Linked DNA regions of Mus musculus: region 1 is linked to region 2. Evidence: chromatin loops called from intact Hi-C (ENCODE). Cell type or tissue: left cerebral cortex. All regions are shown on one strand.

The links. Hi-C counts contacts between places; a loop is a spot of excess contacts. Peaks named below come from ENCODE experiments on the same cell type or tissue, not always from the same donor. Only the 100,000 strongest peaks of a DNase experiment are listed, where the experiment ranks them.
Region 1: a loop joins it to region 2, with 2.1 times the contacts of the local background. A loop is called at or near these places in 1 of 42 quality-filtered maps.

What each region holds. Positions count from the first base shown.
Region 1 is chr8:45,555,952-45,560,951 of GRCm38, forward strand. All of the region lies in intron 1 of Sorbs2 (sorbin and SH3 domain containing 2), which reads left to right. Among named protein-coding and RNA genes, the nearest start is that of Gm16351, 46 kb to the right of the region's middle. In left cerebral cortex, no CTCF peak of the experiment used is centred here; DNase peaks (open chromatin) are centred at 2,160, 2,735 and 3,458; H3K27ac peaks cover 2,149 bases.
Region 2 is chr8:45,624,716-45,629,715 of GRCm38, forward strand. All of the region lies in intron 1 of Sorbs2 (sorbin and SH3 domain containing 2), which reads left to right. Among named protein-coding and RNA genes, the nearest start is that of Gm51529, 14 kb to the right of the region's middle. In left cerebral cortex, no CTCF peak of the experiment used is centred here; DNase peaks (open chromatin) are centred at 3,004, 3,449, 4,173 and 4,480; H3K4me3 peaks cover 2,490 bases; H3K27ac peaks cover 2,419 bases.

The DNA.
Region 1 (5,000 bases), 69 kb before region 2:
TTGCTGAATAGAGAGTTCTATATTCAGTGAGAGAACTTGTCTCAAAAATGATAGTGGACCTGTGATTCATAACAGCAGTGGTTACCTGCACAAACCCTGCACAGATGGGGTCCATAGACATCCCGTCAGGGATGGAGAAGGGACCATAAAGCCCCACCCTTGCTACAGGAGCCGTAGAACATTTAGCTTTGCAGTGGAGGCAGAGTCATATTCTTCAGTGGTATAGCCACTGGTACATTGCTCCCATTCCAACAGCCTTGCCCACCTACGCTCATTCAGACAAACCTAATCAAATGCATGAAACACACACACACACACACACACACACACATACACGCACACACACACACACACACTCACACACACATACACTCACACATACACGCACACACACACACACACACACTCACACACACATACACTCACACACACATACACGCACACACACACACACACACACATACACGCACACACACACACACACACTCACACACACATACACTCACACATACACGCACACACACACACACACACACACACACACACACACACACCACAGATATTTTGCTATTAGGAAAGATTGTTGAGGTGGCTTTCATTCTATGCTGTCTTATCTGTGCCAGTCATGGTCCTCGTATGGTCTGGGAATGTGAACGTTAAGATCTGATCACAAAGCAGGCAAGTGACAAGGACCTAGGACGAGAGTATTGGGGCTCCCAGCTTGAACAAAGGATGTTATCCTGACCCCAAGATCAGTGCAACTTGGAATATAGATGTCATGCCATGGCCACTGATTTACTCTTCCCACTGAAAGTCTGAAATCGCTGCACGGGCTGAGACTGTGTGCAGCTGTGCCTGACCATGTGTTCTCTTGGGATACTTCAATGGAGCAGAGTTCATATGGAAGGGAATTGCTCAGACACAAGCAATGAGTTCAGAAGACACTGTGCATCCAAGACAACTTCTGAACTTGGACCTTGGTTAGTTGCCTTTGCCGCATTGGACCTGTCACTCACAAGAGCTAGTTTTAAGACAGAGGAATTTGGTCTATAGATAACCCTATTGCCTTATCAGGCTCCTGTCAGCTAGCTCTTGTTGACATCCGCAATAGTGTCTGAGAGGCTCTGCCAGTGCCTGACAAATACAGAGGTGGATGCTCACAGTCATCCATTGGATGAACCACAGGGTCCCCAATGAAGGAGCTAGAGAAAGGGGTTTGTAGCCCCATAAGAGGAACATCAATATGAACTAACCAGTACCCCCCAGAGCTCCCTTGGACTAAACCACCAACCAAAGAAAACACATGATGGGACTCATGGTTCTAGCTGCATATGTAGCAGAGAATGGCCTAGTCGGTCATCAATGGGAGAAGAGGCCCTCTAGGTCCTGTGAAGGTTCTATGCCCCACTATAGGGGAATGCCAGGGCCAGGAAGCAGGAGTGGGTGGGTTGGGGAGCAGGGGGAGGGGGAGAGGGGATAGGAGATTTTCGGAGGGGAAACTAGGAAAGGGAATAACATTTGAAATATAAGTAAAGAAACTATGTAAAAAATCTACAAGTATGGAAAAAATAATAATGGGGGGAAAAAGATAACCTATCGCCCACATTCGCTCTTCTTTTCTGGATCTTCGATTTTTGAGAGCCCACAACTAAGTCACATTCTATCAAGTCTACAATGAAGATATCACTTTACAGCAAGGAAAGCAGATGTTGTTAGTCAGAGGTGTTCTCTAGACCCTACCACTCACTAAGGAGCTATTAGCAGTTTATAGCTAATGGCAGACGGAGAACCATTCTTCTTTGAGGGTGTGATCATTAGCGGGTATCCCATGGTTCAGTGGATGGTCCCACATCCATGAAAGTATGAACAGCACTAATTAGACATAGTGAGTTATTAAAAAAAAAAAAGAGTAGTAGTTGGGAGGGGTGTGATGAGAGGATATGGAGAGAGCTGAAGGGAGTTATGGGAATTAGGAGGCGTATATAGATCTCGGGTCTCTTCCTAGCTCACCAAATGATCACTGTCCTCTTGTCTCTTCTTCAGGCAGATGCTAGACTGGCAGGAGGTAGTCTCCAGGCCCCCTTCATTCCCTGGCAGTTGGTGATTTTCGAGTCCTGGTGATGCATGCTGTGGCAGCAGGGTGCCATTTCTGGGATGACTGTGTGTTTTGTTCCCTTAATGGGGACCTCAGCAGCAGTCCTGTTTGGCATCAGCTGGACTGTGTCAGCACAATGAGACTGATTGGCTGAGCATCAAAAGCAGACCCTAGAGAGAGATTGATTCTGACAGGGAAATAATTAAAGGGGGAAATTGGTGCCTTGCATGGTAAGACATCTGCACACTTGCGATGCTCTTGGTCAAGTCTCCAGCACAATATGTGCTTTAATGAGTATAGACAGAAATGCCCAAGGTTAAAGCCATTCATGAAATTAAAATAATAATAATAATAATAATTAAAAAAGAACAGACATATACAGATTATGCATAGACAAGAAAACCATCTTTTAATTTTTAAAAGACTAATTCATCATAAATTTTACATTTGGAGCCAAGTGCTTTGTTGGAAAATTAGTTAGGCTTCAATTTAAATGTTATGCAAATACACGAGCAGCCTGAAGCAGTTGGCAAGGATTGCTCCCACTTCTCCAACACCTCGTGCCAACATTTTCTTCTGCATTGGTCCTTTTGCTCCGATCTGTCTTGTATTTTCTACTTTAATATGTCCCCGTGCTTTTTTAGCCGTTTAAAAATAGGAACACTTCCATGATTCAGCCAAGCCCTGACTTGACATCTATGAAGATGGTACCAAGTGGTACCAAGTGGATCCAATCTCTTAGTATCAGTGAGAACACTGAAGACTCCTGAACATCAGCCCTGTTGGTGGATCTGTGCCATCATCAACCTCAGCCTCTAGCACTTCATCCTCCATGTGGAAGTGGTTGCTGCCTCTGGTGTTTTCCAACCTGTCCATCCAGATTCAAGCAAGCTGTTCTTGGCATCAGCCTCTATCATCTGAGGACAGGGCAGCCCTAGGAAGCCACATCCTAGGTCCAGCTGTTTTCCTCTGCATCCCCTTTCCTCATGATGCACAGAAACCTCGGTTCCTTCTAATCTGTGAATCCTGATCCTTTTGTTCCTGTCCCTCCACATCCAACATCCTTTGAAAACCCAAGATGGTCATGTTGTCACTTCTTGGCAGCTCCACGCTTAATATTGGTCACAAGGCCAGGAACTGATATGTGTTATTAGCTCAAAATATCAACTTGTCAAGATATCTGGGCCAGAAAGAATGTGTTAGGAATTTCCCTCATTCTTGCTTTTGGATGCTGTAATTGTCCTTTCACATCCTCGCTCTTTCTCCTTTTAGATCGTGGGGAACTATAAACTATATAAAAATTAACCATGGTAACCATACTTCCACTGGTATGAGACATTCACACTAGTGACTCAGCACCATCTGTCTCCAGCGCCCTTTATGTTCCCAAACTCACATTCTAGTTCCACTAAATATTGCATGTCTTTGCTCCTACCTTCCAACTCTTCTGTCTCTAGCATTTGACTACTCCGAGTACCGGGTATACCTGGAATGATGCAATATTTGTTCTTGTGTGACTGGCTTAAGTTGCTCAAGATTCAACCATGTCAGTAGCACATGTCACAACGGATTCCCCTTTGGAAGGCTGAATATCCACCCATGAATATGCATAGTTATGAATATTTATAGTATTAGTGCATTTACATATTTATGTATATGCATATTGCCACCAGAATAGCTGACTCATCTCTCAGTGGACACTGGGTTGCTTCCATTTTTCATCAGTGATAAATGACATTGCTATTAATATCAGTATACAATCAAAATCTTTCTTAATTACATGAAGGCTTTAGTTAAAAAGAAATGTTACAGAGCTGTTCGAATAGACATTTGCGATCATGGCTCAGCTTTGCCTGTTAAGGATGGATGGCACAGTCCTACTTGACAGATAAAGTCAAGGTTTCCTGTGGCTCTCCATTTCCTTTCAATCCTGATTCTTCTGTAGTCACAATTCATTTCTTTTAGCAACCGAATGTTCCAGTGTATGCTGCTTCATTAGGGTTGCTGATCCAAAAATAAGAATAAAATGTTTTATGCATTTTTTTGCAAGAGGCAGATAACATAAAGTTGGGTGAGGTAGACAAACAGACAGATGATAGATAGATAGATAGATAGATAGATAGATAGATAGATAGATGACCTAATGTTAGCTGGGTAGAGAGGTGGGAACAATCTGCAAGGAGGTGGGGGAGAGGAAAATATGAACAAATATATTGTATGGCAAAATTTAAATAAAAAGGGGTAGAGCCCATACAGTAAAATATGTAAACTATGGAGTAGGTGAAAGCGAATGAAGCAAAGAAAGAAACGTCATCTACAATTATATAAAAATATAACATAGAAGTGTTTCCTCGTGGAATTTTTTTTTTTTTTGGCAAATTCATTAAATCCCCAATTCTTGCTTATTGATTCAGTCACGCTACCAAGTACAGACTCTAGATTCTGGTGTTTTAGACCTGGAAGCCCTCTTGGTGACAGCTTGTCTTAACTCCTTCATGTGTAATAAAAAGGTCTGGGCGGTTATCAAGATTTGTTTTTATTCTGTTCATCTATTCAGCATTCAACTACCTGTATCAAGCTGTGCTTAGCAGGCTGTCTTTGTTCCTGGTCTTACAGTGGTCCCCCCCTCCCACCCCTACCCCTGTTCAGCAAAGGGGAAAAAAGCAAAAGCATTGAAATGCAACAGGCCAGTAAGAGAAATACTGAGTTATAAAGAAAAAGAGGACACTCATATTCAGGGCATGCAAGCAGGCTTTGAGGGAAGATGTGTGCATACCGTGGCTGATAAGTACCTATGTGAGAGGTATTGAGGGTCGGGGGTGGGGTGGGGTGGGGTGGAGGGAGTTACGGATTACATCTGTTAGAGGAAAATGAAAGATTTCCTGCCAGAGTATTTCCTGTGGCA
Region 2 (5,000 bases):
TAACACTAGGATTTAAGAGGCAGAGGCAGGAGGATCAAGAATCCAAATTTAGCCTCAACCAGGTAGCAACTTTGTCTTGGATAGGGTTTCATTGCTGTGAAGAGACACCATGACCACAGCAACTCTTATAAAGAAAAACATTTCACTGGGGCTGCCTTACAGTTTCACAGGTTTAGTCCACTATCATCTCAGCAGGAAGCTTGGCAGCACTGCAGGCAGACATGGTGCTAGAAAAGGAGCTGAGAGTTCTACATCTTGATCTATAAGCAGCAGGAGACTTTGTCCCACACTGGATGTAGCTTGAGCATTCAAAGCCCAACCCCACAGTGACATACTTCCTCCAACTAGGCCACACCCACGTCAATGTGGCCACACCTCCTAATAGTGCCAATCCCTATGAGCTAAGCATTTAAACACATGATTCTATAGGAGCCATTCAAACCTATTGAATAGGGAGACCTATTCAAACCACCACAAAACTCAAGGTCACTGGAGACTAATGAGACCTGCCTCATAAACATGTGTGCATCTAGACTTCTTAACACTATTTTCTAAGTAATATGACACAACATGCATAGTGTTTACATTGAATTAGATGTGATCTGTATGGCAACACATCGTTTTATACAAAAAGACTTGAACCTCTGATGACTATGTTATCCTCGATGAGAGAAGGTTGCCCTGGAACCATTCTCCATTAGTTAACAAGGGACAACTCTTTAACCATCAATAAAGATGAATATGGGGTCACAAACTGGCAAAGGATTGGTTTCAGTTCCTACCAGCTTTCTAGTCCTATGAAACATGGGGGGGGGTGGGGTTCAGGTTCTCCTCTTTAGAGAAAGAACTGTTAATGGTGTAATGGAGTAGGAGGTGCATGATAAAGAAAGGAGACCCTTTGTAGTCCAAAAGAAAAAGACTAACGGTTTCCATACCCAACTAAGCAATTCATTTAAGTAGAATAAAGTTGTTTTCAGACATAACATGAAAAAAGTCATACAAAAATCCAAAATAACCTTAGAATATTTGTTTTACTTTTATAAAGTATCAACATTTAATTAGAATCATGTCGGTTTTCCTGAAGTGATTGCATCCATAAATGTATGATGTTTGAAGATGAGATAAAATGAGGAATGCACATGAAATCTTACAGTACTGTAGGACATCATTTGATATTAGGGAAGCCACACATAGTGGCTTATACCTGTAGTCACAGCTATTCAATAAGCTGAAGCAGGAGAATTCCTTGAGTTCAGAAGCTGAGGTCCAGCCTAGGCAACACAGTTAGATTCTCATCTTACATTCAAGAAAATGTGTGTATTGAGAAGCTACAGCGTTCAAGTATAGAAGGCAATAATGTATGGGCCAGATTGGCCTTCAAGCAGTGGCAGAGAAAGTCTGTTAATGAGTGAAAAGGCACAAGAGATGTCCAGTCAACAGAGACATCCCCTGCACAGTGGGGGCACAGAGATGAGCTCTGTGTGAGAGTACCACTGGTGCGTGGTCTATTTGAGCATGACTCTGAAGGATAGAGAGGCAGCTGGGATCCGAGGTTAAAGGTGCTGGATGAGGGCTCAGGAAAGAACCTTTCAGGAAATAGAAGCATCCAGGAGTCCAGGAAGCCTTTATGCCACTCAAGGTGTGGACCTTGGGGACTGAAGAGCAGACATTCTTAAGAAATTGTCCTGGCTAGTTCAGAACTAGCAAAACTCGGTGACTTAACAGAGGATGACTCCAGTGACCATCTAAAGTGTGGGACTCTAGCCAAGCAGGAAGGGTCGACTCAATCCTTACTGGACATACCGATCCTGTGTGGGTCAAAGATGAATCTGCTTGGACAAGGAGAGGAAACAGGTTTCCCTAAATCTACCCCCCACAGAATTCCTGTCATATTGACCCTGGGAATGACGACAGAAGTCAGGAATGTTAGCTTGGGCAGGAAAGATGCAATCCTCACAAAATATAAACCAATGTCTCCTAGCAAACAAAACTGGTCTATTTGCAAGTCCAAAGTGTTAACACACCATTTCAAACAGATTGCTGGAAGCAGAGCTAAGTAAGACACTGCTTTGAAAATACATCAAATCGAATATGACTGGAGACAATACTTAAAGGCGGGGGGGGGGGGGCTGCTAGAGATTTAAATTGTTAATGACATTAACCGTGGAAGAGTCCCCGAGGAGGTAGGCTTTTGAGAGAGAGTGGAATGCATATCAAGATGCTCTGGCCTTGAAGGGAATGATTATGTTCTCAAGGGATCCTTCATTTGATTTTTTTATTTAAGTATTTTAAAAAATAAAACTAAAGTATAAATTGCATTAAAGGGAATTTTCGATGGAAACTACAATAGAACTTTTAAAAGCTCTACTTTAAACTATGTGATGTATAAAAATATTAAACACATTCTATAGATAAATGGATCATTCAGAATTACTAAATTATCTCATCTGACTAGACTATTTATTATTTTGACCACATATAACACACAAGTCACAGGGCTTTCTTTGAATTAAGTTGGCTATAAGATTGTCATTAGGAGAAAAAAAAAACAGAAAATAAAAACAAGCAAGAAACAACAACAAACAGCTGTCTCCATTTACCAATCTTCTTCCAGCTCCTTCTAAGGTCGAACCTGGTTTCACCCATGGTTCCAATTAGTGCCTCTCTGGCGATATGCATATTATTAACCTGGATAGAGAAGAATACAGCTTTGCTTCCTTGATCTCACAGTGTAACACTGACAAGACAAAAGTTCCCTAGAAAAGCAGGTGGGGCGGGGTGAAGACCCAGGGCGCTTGCGCTCTAGGTGAAACATTTAAAAAGGTAACAGAAGCTGCCCTCCTTCGAAAAAATGATGAGTTTGATTTAAAAAGAAAGAAAGAAATTAACAAACTGTGTCGTGTGCTGCACATGATCAGCCATGCTTGCTAAGTCTGTCTGTTGGCTGTTGCTATGGCTACGAAAAGCCAGTGGAACCCAATGAGCTCTCTGCAGCCGCGCTGAGAGGACCAGCCATTTTACTTATGGAAAGCAGTGTGGCATAGAGCTTAGCTGTGGAAGAAGCATTTAAAAAGAGAAAAATCTTTGGAGAGCCACAATGGGCATGCTAGTGCACAGTTATTGCAGCCACGTGTGCCCGCAAGCTGGCCCTGCGACAAGCTGTTGACTGGTGTTGCAATTAGCTGATTGGAGAACGGGGACTGCGGGGTGATAATGCTGCGTATCCGCTCGCGGGCAGCAGGAAAGGGTTTTGTCTCGGGAAAGCAAGCCTGCCCTGCACGGCTATCTCTGCAGCTCCCCAGCTGAGAGAACTCGGGGTTCTAAAGGGAGGGGTCGCCCTCTGCCAGCACAGATTCTGTGCCAGGCTGTTGCTTATGAGCTGCAGGTCTGGGAAAGCAGGTGTGTGCTCGGATGGGCACTGGGCTGGAACGCAGGCGGACGCTCTAGTGTTCACCTGCTTCCTGTTAACAGACTGGTTGGCTCACAGAGCATCTGCTCCTACACGCTGAAGCTGCAGCTGAGAAAGGGGTTCCGGGCATCCCACTTGACTGACGGAGGTAAGCTTTTCCCCCTCTTTTGAAAGCTCAGCATAAAAAAATAAATGAATGAATGGAAGCAAAAGTTAACCTGAAAAAAATTTTACATTGATTGCTATGATCTGAAATTAAGGAGGAACACACACACACACACACACACACACACACACACACACACACACTACTTCCACAAATTAGTGGTTCAGATACAGAGTTAACTCGGTGAGTTGAGGTTCCAGAAATTGTACGATAAAGGGGGAAAAAAGCTCTGCTGTTTTGGGTTAGGATTTAAAATAAATATTTACTGTTTTAACAAACTATCATGGCTTGTCTTTCTGGACAGACCTGATAGCCAATAATAACCTTTCTCTCCGCCAGAACAATGGATTCTTTTGTGACTTGCCCTTTGACACGTTAAAAGAACTACACAGCAAACCCGCAGAAGGCAAGCTGGGGAACATTTGTTTTTAATCCTCATAAATGTTTTAAATCTTTACACCTATGCACACCTTTAAAGGAGGGAATTCTGTTCCCTATATAGGTCATAACAGCCGGTGGATTTTGTACTTGCTTATTCTGGACGGAATAGCCCGGTGTGCTGTTTGATTTAGTCCCCGGCAGTTATAGAGCAAACACTGTAGGTATTGCAAGTTGCTCACACCTCCTCTCCCAATATCCTGCATGCCAGGCTACCCCAGAGCACAACACCCCCATTGTACTCCCTAAGCTCAGAATGTAGGGAAAGAAAAGAGATGAAGTCTTGGTGTTGGACTCAAGTGCCTCTATAAGATGTGGCAGGAAAATTTGTTTTCTTGCTTCTTTTTCTTCACAAGTAGATAGATTTCATAGGACGGTGAAAGAGAAAATATCACATACTTCCATACTTCCATACAGATGCACACACTAATAATGGGAGCGATGTCAGCGGCTGGCCACTGGCTGAAAGTGACACGGAGTTTGCATTGAATGGGGGATGGCCCCTCTGTGAGCATTGCTGTGCTTTATAGTCACTTAGGAACAAGCTGGTACTGGGGACTGAAATTGGTCAGCCAAATGAAACACCCTGGAGAGGAACGGGTCAAGGAATGAGTGAATTCTGCCTTAGCACCATTTCAGCCTTTTCTAAGTCAGTTCTACCGCCGGTATACCAGGAATGTTGAATTAGTCACAACGCTGTTGAAAATAGTAAAAAATTATTGGCTGAAAACTTCTGATAACAACTCTATCAGCAAAAGATGGAGTTTGCCACGAGGTTTCAAATAAATAGTTATCAAGGTCTTTTTCCAAGAAGTAATTTATTATTTCCTGTCTTTTGTGGCTAAATATAGATTGGATAAGGAGTCTCCCAATAACGGTAATTGTGATGTCTCCATTGATATATGTGGACACAAATCACCTGTTTCCTATGTTAGCGTACCCTCAGAGTAGCAAGCCATAAAGCATAAATAAGGAGGGGATGTTTTA